Regions from separate parts of the Homo sapiens genome. Here region 1 is linked to region 2. Evidence: chromatin loops called from intact Hi-C (ENCODE). Cell type or tissue: MCF 10A. All regions are shown on one strand.

Region 1 (5,000 bases), 48 kb before region 2:
TCGTCATGCATTCAAATTATAATTCAACCTACAAATATCTATTTTCATTCCATTTTTTCCAGAAACATGTAAATATATTAAGTATTATACTTGGACATAATATACCTCTTTGTTCTTGGTAAAATTACAAACATTGTTTAAACTTTTGACATTTCTGCAAATTCCTTACAAGAATTGGCTAATGCTTCTTTTGAATATTTTCATTATTTTAGCAATTTTAATTGATAGGCTTCCATGTTTAAATTATTACAGTGGCTATAGAGTATGTATTTAGAGTTAAAGCCACTTAAAATATAGTGTAAAACAGTAAATTATTGAGATATACCTTATTTTGCTAATAGGAAATATAACCTGGTATCATTTCATGCCTGGCAATCCTTGCTCACTTGTAAAAGACTGAAGTTAAATATGCAACTTAGTAGTAGGAACTCTATCCAAAGTATAGGACAACTTGACAGCCATCAGGTGTATTGTATATTAAGCTTATAAATTATTTTCTATTCTATACCAATATACTCCATAAACATATAAATGGATTTTATAGCCTTGCACACATTTTGATTTTTTCTATTTAAAAAATGTATACCAGATTAGTTGGAATGATCTCTGGATGTAATTGGAACTATCTCTTCCTGTGGATTTTCTTCAAATTATTCTTTAATCAGGAATCTTGTGTAAACTTCATAGATGCTGCACTAAATACTGTACCAGATGCTGAGAAAGTTTTTGTGTATAATACTTAATACCTGTGAATATGGGAAAGAGAGCTCTCTTGGAACCTTGTTGACCAAGTATTACTTATATGCCAGTAAAGGAAGCTAAAATAGAAAAGGAATTAGAGTAAAATCTAGTTAAACCTTAAGCTTCCTTTTGTATAAGAAGTATAAATACACTACCTATATTTCTTGAACTAAAACAAAAAGTCTTGTCTCTGTTTCTTAAAACCTAGCTTTAAGAATAATTGTCTCATTTGATTAATAAAAATATTGAATATAAACAGTCTGGTTTTTTAAGTTGGCAAAAAATAGTTCAGCTTTTAGAGCTATCATTCTAATCTACCTAAGATGAAATGCACTTAGCATTCGAATAGATCAGTTTTCCCATAGGTCTTACATGTCTTGCTGGGTATGCCAAGAATGCAAGGTCCTGACCACTCTTTACCTGGATTATTTATCAGGGTTGCATTTTCAGCAAGCGGTCTCGAGGGATGAGGTAATGTCTCCATTCAGGATGAAGAGCTGGCTTCGTTACCGCTTGCTATAAAGTGATGGGTTCTTTAGGCTCAGTGTTCCTACTCTATCTGTGTGCAGGCATCATCTGGCCATCTATTTTGCCCTTAAAACTTAGACTTGGGTAATTGATATGAATATGCTGATATGCGGCTACCACCTTTGCTATGAGTAATGAAGGCTTTCATCTCTGATCCAGGAGTCTTCTGTCTTCTCTCAGCCTCTAAACTGGGTAATTGTAAGAATCACCTTGTTTCTCTCAGCCCAGGGATCACAATTTTGTCTTGCTTGTTCTCTGATGTCTGAGAGGAGCTAGTTCCTATATTTTGTCCAGTTTTCTAGTTGTTTATGACAAAAGGGTAAGTCCAGTCCCAATTACACCAGCATGCTGGGAAGTAGAAATTTGAAACTTAATTAATTTAAATTAATTAATTATTTTTGGGCGGTTATCTGTTAAAATTTATCATCTTTTCCTTATCAACAGCAACAAAAAATATACAGCTTTTAAAGCCTCTGTCTGACAATGCAGCTTTAATATCTGAAGCTTTATGGATCTGTTGTTTCTAGTGTATTTTTCTTTTTGTCTTTTTTCTTTGTATTCCTGGTTACCTTTGATTGTATGTGGATATTGTGTTTGAAAAGCTGTTTGCAAAAATACTTTGAGGCCCAGCATGATGAGGCATCCAGGCTCTAAGATAGCCCCCAACGACATCAATCCTTGTGTATTGTCCTTTATTGAGGGTGAACTGGACTTAGTAACTCACTTCTGACTAATAGAAAATGGTAGAAGTAATGGTATGTCACTTTTTTTTTTTTTGAGATGGGGTCTTGCTCTGTCACCCAGGCTGGAGTGTAGTGGCGTGATCTCAGCTCACTGCAGCCTCCGCCTCATAGGTTCAAACAATTCTCCTACCTCAGCCTCCCAGGTAGCTGGGATTACAGGGGTGCGCCACCATGCCTGGCTAATTTTTGCATTTTTAGTAGAGACAGGGTTTCACGATGTTGTCCAGGCTGGTCTTGAGCTCCCGACCTCAGGTGACCCACCCGCCTTGGTCTCCCAAACTGCTAGGATTACAGACGTGAGCCACTGCACTTGGCCAGTATGTCACTTTTGAGATTGTGGCTTCCATATTGGACTCCCTCTTGTGCTCTTGGATCCCTCTGGGAGAAGCACATTGAGAGCAGCCCTATGGTGAACCCACACAGTGAGGAACTGAAGCTCCTGCCAACAGTCAGATGAGTCAACTTGGAGGTGGCTCCTTCAGACCCAGTCAAGGCTTACATGATTGCGGCTCGATCTGGCACCTTGATTGCAGCCTGTTGGAAGTCCTGAAGCAAAACCACCAAGCTAAGCTACTCGTAGATTCCTGACTCAAAACTGTGAGATGATAAATATATCTTGTTTTAAGCCACTAAATTTGGAATAATGTTGTATGCAGCAACTGATAACTAATGCAGATGATGATCTCTTTTTAACAGTATTTAAACCTTCTGCCAGTTGCCTGGGGGTGCTAACACTTTAGGAAACCTGGGGAGACTAGGAGGTAGAAAGATCTCTTTTCCAGTCTCAAATATTGCAATAATTCAAAGCTGAGTTGCAAGGGCGGAAGTTGTGGTTCAGCTTTACTCCTCAGGAACAGCCTTTAGGGATCACAGCCAAAAGTGAGGGAGTCCAGCAGGGCTTTCCCCAACCCTTTGTAGGCCCTGAAGACCAACCTCTGTGGCCTGGGCACCAAGAGGATATTGCAAATCCTGTTCAGCCTCAGTCTCTAGTTCTCCCTGCTGGAACCCATGTAAGTTCCCATGGAAAGAAGTTGCTTCAAATTTGTATTTACCTAGACTCCTTTCCCAGTAAATCTTTACTATACGTGAGAGATCTGTGTGCCTTTAATGGGTTGTTTCTTTAAATATTTTGTCCAATTTTTCTAGTCATCCTCTGAGAGGATTTAATCACTTAGTTTCTTAGTTTTCTGTTCTATATTAATATATTCCATAAACATATAAATGGACTTTATATCCTTGCACACATTTTGATTTTTTTCTATTTAAAAAATGTATACCAGGTTAGTTAGAATGATCTCTGGTTGTAATTGGAGCTATCTCTTGCTGTGAATTTTCCTCAAATTATTCTTTAATCAGGAATCTTGTGTAATCAAAAGTAGGAATCAAACTCCACATTCATTTCTCTCAGAGAAGTTAAAAAGCAATGAGGGAAAAGTTTTTTTCCTGCAAATACTACTTAAGTCGCAAAGCATTTTTGGTGATATGTTTCAGTATGGCTGTTTATTGAATTCTATAGGAATTCAGTGTCCCCTCTATCTAACATGCTGGAGGGTGCTTTTTTGGTGACCAGTCTAATTTTGCCTGCTCACACATTTTACATGGTGACATTGCCGTTTTCCAACAATACATGGGCATTAAGGTGTTAATTCTGACGTTCAATCATTTTCCAACTCGTACTTTGGACGGATAGACTTGTATTTTGATGTTACTTGGGTAATAGGGAACTAAATATCATATTCTATCTCTTTGAATATTTGCTATTCTCTGCAAAGTCACTATTGATGGTTTTTATTTTTACACATGTTTTTTAGTAAAGAAGTAAATAAGCTTGTTCTGAGTTAAGCATAAAATCCAAATCACATGGAATCTATATGAAGTCTCTATGCTGATGTATATAGAGCCCTGACTTTTAAAAATTTGTTGTATTGTATCAACTTTAGTTTGGGGAGAGAGACAGAAGGAGGGAGAGAGAGACAGAGAGAGAGAGAGAGAGAGAGAGAGAGAGAGAGAAAAGAGAGAATAGCTTACAGGATTTTTAGTTTACCTAATGACCTCTGCCTGTACTATTTGTACTAAGACTTAAGGGATACATTTCTATTAGCATTTTAATAGCTCAGTACTGTTCTCCAAAAGATTCTGATTCTCCTTCAAGAAATCAATGAAAAGAGGCTTCGTTAAAGAGTTTTGAAATTGTTAGCGTACAGTTTTTATTACATGCTCCTACTTAGTTTTGTTAAAAATATGTCAGGCTTGGTATGAATTAGTTTCATGACAATAAAGTGTTCATTCTCTAGTCATGCAATTTATGTCCCGGAAAAATGCTATGATAGGGAAATTAATAGTTGGGGATCTTAAGGCCTTATATTGGGGGAAAAAAGCCTATATAATTTTTTAAAGAAGTAGATTTATGTATATTGATTTAGAAAATGTGCTGATATATTCTGAATGAAAAAAGCAGTTGTATAGTATGCTGCCATTGGTGTAGAACAAAAACAAAACCCTCCAAATTCCTGTGTGTGTGTGTGTGTATATATATATACACACACTTATATATATACACATAAGTATGTATATACTTATGTATATACATAAGTATGTACATATGTATACACCTACTTATAAATGTAAACAAAATGTTTAGAAGGATACAGAGGAAATTGAGGAATGGGGTTGAGGATTTGGTATGGGGAAGAGTCTTACTTTTTCATGGTTCATCTTTGAGGTTTTGGCTTTTTCTCATTTCATGTCATTTTCCCAATTAACTAGCTAGTTACTTTAAACATTGAGCATATACATATTAGTTGTGCAATCTTACATTAGTTGTAGAGAACTGTATACAATTATTTCATTTTATCATCTTGTTTTAGGATCTCTCGTTCATAGTCTTTTTACTACATATTGGGTTTATACATTTATGTCTTTAGCTATGGATAGTATAAATTTTAAATCTATTAGATAATGTTTTCCCCTCTATCCCAGTGTTTAATG
Region 2 (5,000 bases):
TCCAGAACCTTACTCTATTTTCTGTATAAACACACAAAATAATTTTTGTGCTGACTTTATATACTTTGAATTACCCAAGAATACAACTACTAAGTAAACTGAGGTAAGATGAAACTTTATTTGTAACTTTACCATTTTGCAAAATGCGTCACTGATGGCAGCATTGCCTATTAAATTGAGTCACCTACTCAGGAGGCCTATTTTTGTAGCTATTACATTCATGCTGATTGCATGTGTGTTTGCATGTGCACCCACATGCACACATACACATGCATATAGGCTTGTTTTTTCTTTTAAAATGTCAAATATGAAGCATTCATTCATGTTCAGCATTCATGCTGTTTTTCTATGCATACAGCTTTATTTAGTCCTTATTTCAAATTGTAAAATATGTACAAAAGCTTATGGAATGGTGTCTTCTCATAACTCCAAACTTACTCATTAAAAATATGTGCAAATATCTATCTCATTGTGTTTCCTATTGTAGTCATACCTACATAATTACATATTGAAATACATGATATTTTACTATGAATCACTTTTATTTTCCCTTTATATTATAGCTAGGACATTATATCGATGTCATAAAAAATTTATATCAGGGTAGAAAAGGAGATATTACAAAATGCTTAACTAAAAAGAGTGCATGGATCTAAAAGGGGAGAACAACTGGCATTTTGTGTCAATTTTGCAATAGCAAAATTTTGTTACATTGGCTCTTCTGAAATAAATGTTTTTAATAAATACTTTACAAATTCCTTTGATATGTTCTTTTATGTTTTAGCTGCAGTGGTGTGATAATCATCCTTTCTAAATGGTGGAAGAGGAAAAGGGAGTCTTAGTGAGTGGATTAAAGGCACTCTCAGCTGGCGACACCTTGCAAGGGGCTTCTGCCATTTGAAAAGTAGTGTCCTGTTTTTAATCAGGTAGTGAGCTGGGCACTGAGACACCTGGCGTTAGTGCTGATACAGCGGGGCCATGTGCCTAACTCTGGGCACATTCATGGGTTTTCTGAGCCTCGGGTTCTACATATGTAATATGAAAGAAATACATGCAATTATTTGCTGGTTTTCACATTTATTCTGATAACTATATCCCTAGAAGAATACCATGACCTACAGGTGCATTTAAAATTATTGTATTAACTAGAAATAATTGTACGACAGAAATTTGACCATATAATATAAATGTTACAAAAATAAGAATATTTGTTCAGAAAAAGGCAACCTTCCAAACTAAGAATGGGTAGGTCATTTTTCCTACTAATATCATTTAAGGATTGTTCACTTTTTCTGACATCCACTGGTGTTTGCTGGCAAATAAGCAAAGATGAAATGGTTAGAAAAAATATTGGGAAAAAAAGCTTAACATTGAGAAATTTTAATTAACTTAGTTTGTTCTCTGAAAGTTGAGAAAATACCATATTCTGGTAGTAGAATATAGAAAGAGAATTGAAAGCCTAGTTGATTTTTAAGATAGTTTCTGCTATTAGAAGGATTTTATGTTTTGTTTTCCAGGTCTTCCTAAGACAACACTGATTCTCACAGAACCAGGACACTTTTTTCCCCCTGGCCATGTTAGGATTGTTCAGTTTAGCAAAGAAAAAGGGTGCTCAGTGAAATCTGAATTTCAGATAAACAATGAATAGTTTTTTGTTTTGTTTTTAGTATAATCATGTCCCAAATAGTGCATAAAACAATTTGATTTCTGAAACAGCTCAGATTAACCAGTCCACTACTAATGTTTGTAGGTTTTTCTCGTGTGAGGTCAAAAAATATCGTGAGATCCCTCCCTTGAAGCAGCTTATTGGGGCCACAGTTGCTCTGAGGGAGTTAATTAAAACAACTGTTGAGTAATAACAAAGTGCTTTGGCTTAAATGGAAATAGTTCTTGAATTTGGCCAAGGAAGTCTGGTAAGGCTACTAATCCTGAACATTAAACTGTCAAAAATGTGCTCACAGTGCACTTGGGAGTCTGCACTGTAAACGGGAAGAATGACTCCCAGTTCCCCTGACTGGTCTCTCTCTCTCTCTCTCTCTCTCTCTCTCTCTCTCTCTCTCTCTCTCACACACACACACACACACACACACACACACACACACACACACACACTCGGGACCGGCCTGAGGTGGTGACAGGTGGTTTTTGTGTGGTTTTAGCCATGTGATTCGCGTTTGTGTGGCTTCTCACAGAGGGCGACCCCGCCGCGATCCTGTGGTTGTAGTTGCAGCTCCTAGTAAAATAGTGCCGCTTGGCGTCCGTGATCCCTGCAGCTGGGAGAGGGTAATGGGAGGACGGGAGTGACGGGGACAGACAGAGGCCGGGGGTGACAGGAAAGGAGCGATTTCGTGTTAGTTTTGGCCTCGGAGTGTAAAAACATCTGGGAAATAAAATGAGCCACGCTGACTGGAAATGTGAACGTTCGCCAAGATTATGTGAGGAAGGTGCAGCGAGGAGCTGGAGCAGACACTTTCCTGCCTGGCGCCGCCAGCTCGGAGATTTAAACAAGCAGCACCGGGGAAACCGTGCTGTTACACAGGGGGAAACTAGCTTATTTATAAGTGTTTTTATTCAGTTTGATTTTCCCCAGTTCCTCTTCTGTGGTACCAAGTTGGTTGCTTAGGAAAGTGGGTGGAGTTACCGTGTGATCTGAGGGGCTCAGAAATCAAAGTCTCAAGTCTTGAGATGTCAGAAATGTCCGGCTAGAGCCTAGGACAAGGTGTTTGGAGGATCAGATGGCACAAAAGAGGAAACAATAGGAGCAGGACTCAGGGAGCCTGAAGATTTAATAACAGAAGGAAGACGTATTCCTCGTCGGGTGGGGAATAACACCAGAGGCCTGAAGGAAAAGAAAAAGAAAAGATGTTGGATAAACACAGCCTCCCTGCGCTGTCAGCTGCTAATGATCCTGGGATGCGAGGTGGGGGCGCTGTGAGGTCAACTGCGTCCCTCTGGCAGGAAATAGAAGACGGGGCTGATGCAGCTGTGCTCCTCTGTTTCTGGTGTGGACCCTCCTTCCAGGCTGTCCTCGGGGCCTATCCTGTCCCCCGTCTCTGGGCTCTCTTCCTGTGGGATCTCCCCAACTTTCAGACAGCTGATCATGACCATTTGACTTAGCGCCCTCTTCCTACCCCTTCTCTTGTGCTCATCTCAGTTCTACTGCATCAGCCTTCAAACTTTTTGGACTGAATGTACCTATTAATAAAAGTTTTGAGTACTCATCTCCAGTATATGTTTATTTCCTTATAAACCACGTGCAAGAATTTTGTATACAGGTGTATAAATGTGAATGTATACATGAAATAAAAATGAATATAGAAGATAAAATATGAATTTAAAATATATAAGATAAAAATATTTAAAAAATAATAAAATGGAAGAGGTAAAAAACTTATTTAAGTGAATTTATGTTTTCTTCCTACAAGTCTGTCCATCAATTCCCTTGGAGAAAACTCAGAGTGTTCTGCCACTTTTTGGAGACCTCTGGGTGGAGCTGATTCCTGGCCACGCTTTGGGCTGAATCTGATCTCATAGTCATTTTCCTCACCGACCTCGGTTTCCTCCTAATTAGCTCCATCTTACTGACGCTCGGGACCTGGAGATACCGTAGCTTTAGGTCTCCAGTACCCAAGGTCAGGCTTACTTGAGATTCTTTAGCTAAGTCTTTCTGTCTTTCCCCCAGTACCGGAAGTCAAAGATAAATATCTGAATAATCTCAGACTGCCTCTGGTTGCTTCTCCAAAAAGGAGGAATTCTGTCAAATGCCAGCTCATTCAAGAGCAGATTTAGGAGTAGGAATGCCTCTAAGTAATAATGTGGTGGCACCCCCAGAGGCAGGAAATCCATGGCAACTGAGAAAGGCTGGGTCTCTGGGAAACCTGAGGCTACTGAAAATTTGGAGCAAGTTAGGAAATTCTATTGCTAATGAGTCATGGGCTCCAATTAAATGTATATGCAATTAAATCTATGTATAAGTCAAAACAAATTATGAAATGTTTCATCAATATTTGAGAGAAGATTAGAAATGAATCCTTGTAATTGATTGAAAATACTGTTCAAATTAGTATCAGATTTCTGAAAAAATTTTTATGGTTAGTTCCCTCATCTATTAATTTGCAAATAGCATCAGTTATATCAGGTCCCTCCCGGTCTTCAGTAGTATAACTAAATGATACTGATTTAGGCAGAGAAAATAGCCATGTGTTAGGCAGTTGAACAGCTGCTAAAGAGGACAGTATGTTACAGGGGTGAACCTTTTGCCATACCCACATGAGCTCATCTGGGAGCTGTAGCCGCGGCATCACCTTCTTAGCAGCTGTCAAGGAAGGCAAGTACTTCCACTGTTGAATGGCTGTGTTCCCCAATGGCATGACTGCCAACACAGGTTCAGATCATTCTAAACTCCCTTTTCTCTGTCCACTCTTGATTTTCCTTATAACCTGCAGTATCCCATTTAGGAAAGAGGTGAGCAAGGTCTCATTTTCAGTCTTTCCTTTCACTTCTCTATCACGAATACCTAAATCAACTTTTACATATTCATGTAAGAAAAGGCCTATCCCCCATCTTGGTGGGTATTAATGTTTTAGTACTTTAAAAGCATAGTTTTATGCATGAGATGGGGAAGTTGTAGTTGGATAGCAGTCCAGTGACAGTTAGTGATAAATTTGTGTTTTGAGTAGAGAAACAAGTGTACAATGATGTCAGGAATGCTTCTTGAATTACGGCCTAATTTTTGGCAGTTATCATATGTCCCTTGGCCAAAAAAAAAAAAAAAAAAAAAAAAGAAAGCTGTATGGAGATATTTTTTGTCTTCACTTTATATTATACTCTCTGGGAATTTTCTGCTTTGCTTCCTTTAATGTTAGAAACTCAACCTAGGAGGATAATTTATAGTGTTAAGCATTTTGTGTTTTGATTGGGTTTAAAGAAATGCTAGATTTAAGCTCTGAGTTAGTACTTTGTTTTAAATCTTGAAAAAGTAGATTAGTAACTGAGCTAGT

What was found. A loop is a pair of places that touch in the nucleus more often than their neighbours do. Peaks named below come from ENCODE experiments on the same cell type or tissue, not always from the same donor. Only the 100,000 strongest peaks of a DNase experiment are listed, where the experiment ranks them.
Region 1: a loop joins it to region 2, with 2.2 times the contacts of the local background. A loop is called at or near these places in 5 of 110 quality-filtered maps.

The regions. Positions count from the first base shown.
Region 1 is chr4:154,462,715-154,467,714 of GRCh38, reverse strand. The region is part of intron 1 of DCHS2 (dachsous cadherin-related 2); the gene reads left to right. Among named protein-coding and RNA genes, the nearest start is that of DCHS2, 27 kb to the left of the region's middle. In MCF 10A, no CTCF peak of the experiment used is centred here; DNase peaks (open chromatin) are centred at 2,484 and 2,874.
Region 2 is chr4:154,414,271-154,419,270 of GRCh38, reverse strand. The region is part of intron 1 of DCHS2 (dachsous cadherin-related 2); the gene reads left to right. Among named protein-coding and RNA genes, the nearest start is that of DCHS2, 75 kb to the left of the region's middle. RefSeq lists enhancers at 2,069-2,570, 2,858-3,077. In MCF 10A, no CTCF peak of the experiment used is centred here; a DNase peak (open chromatin) is centred at 2,360.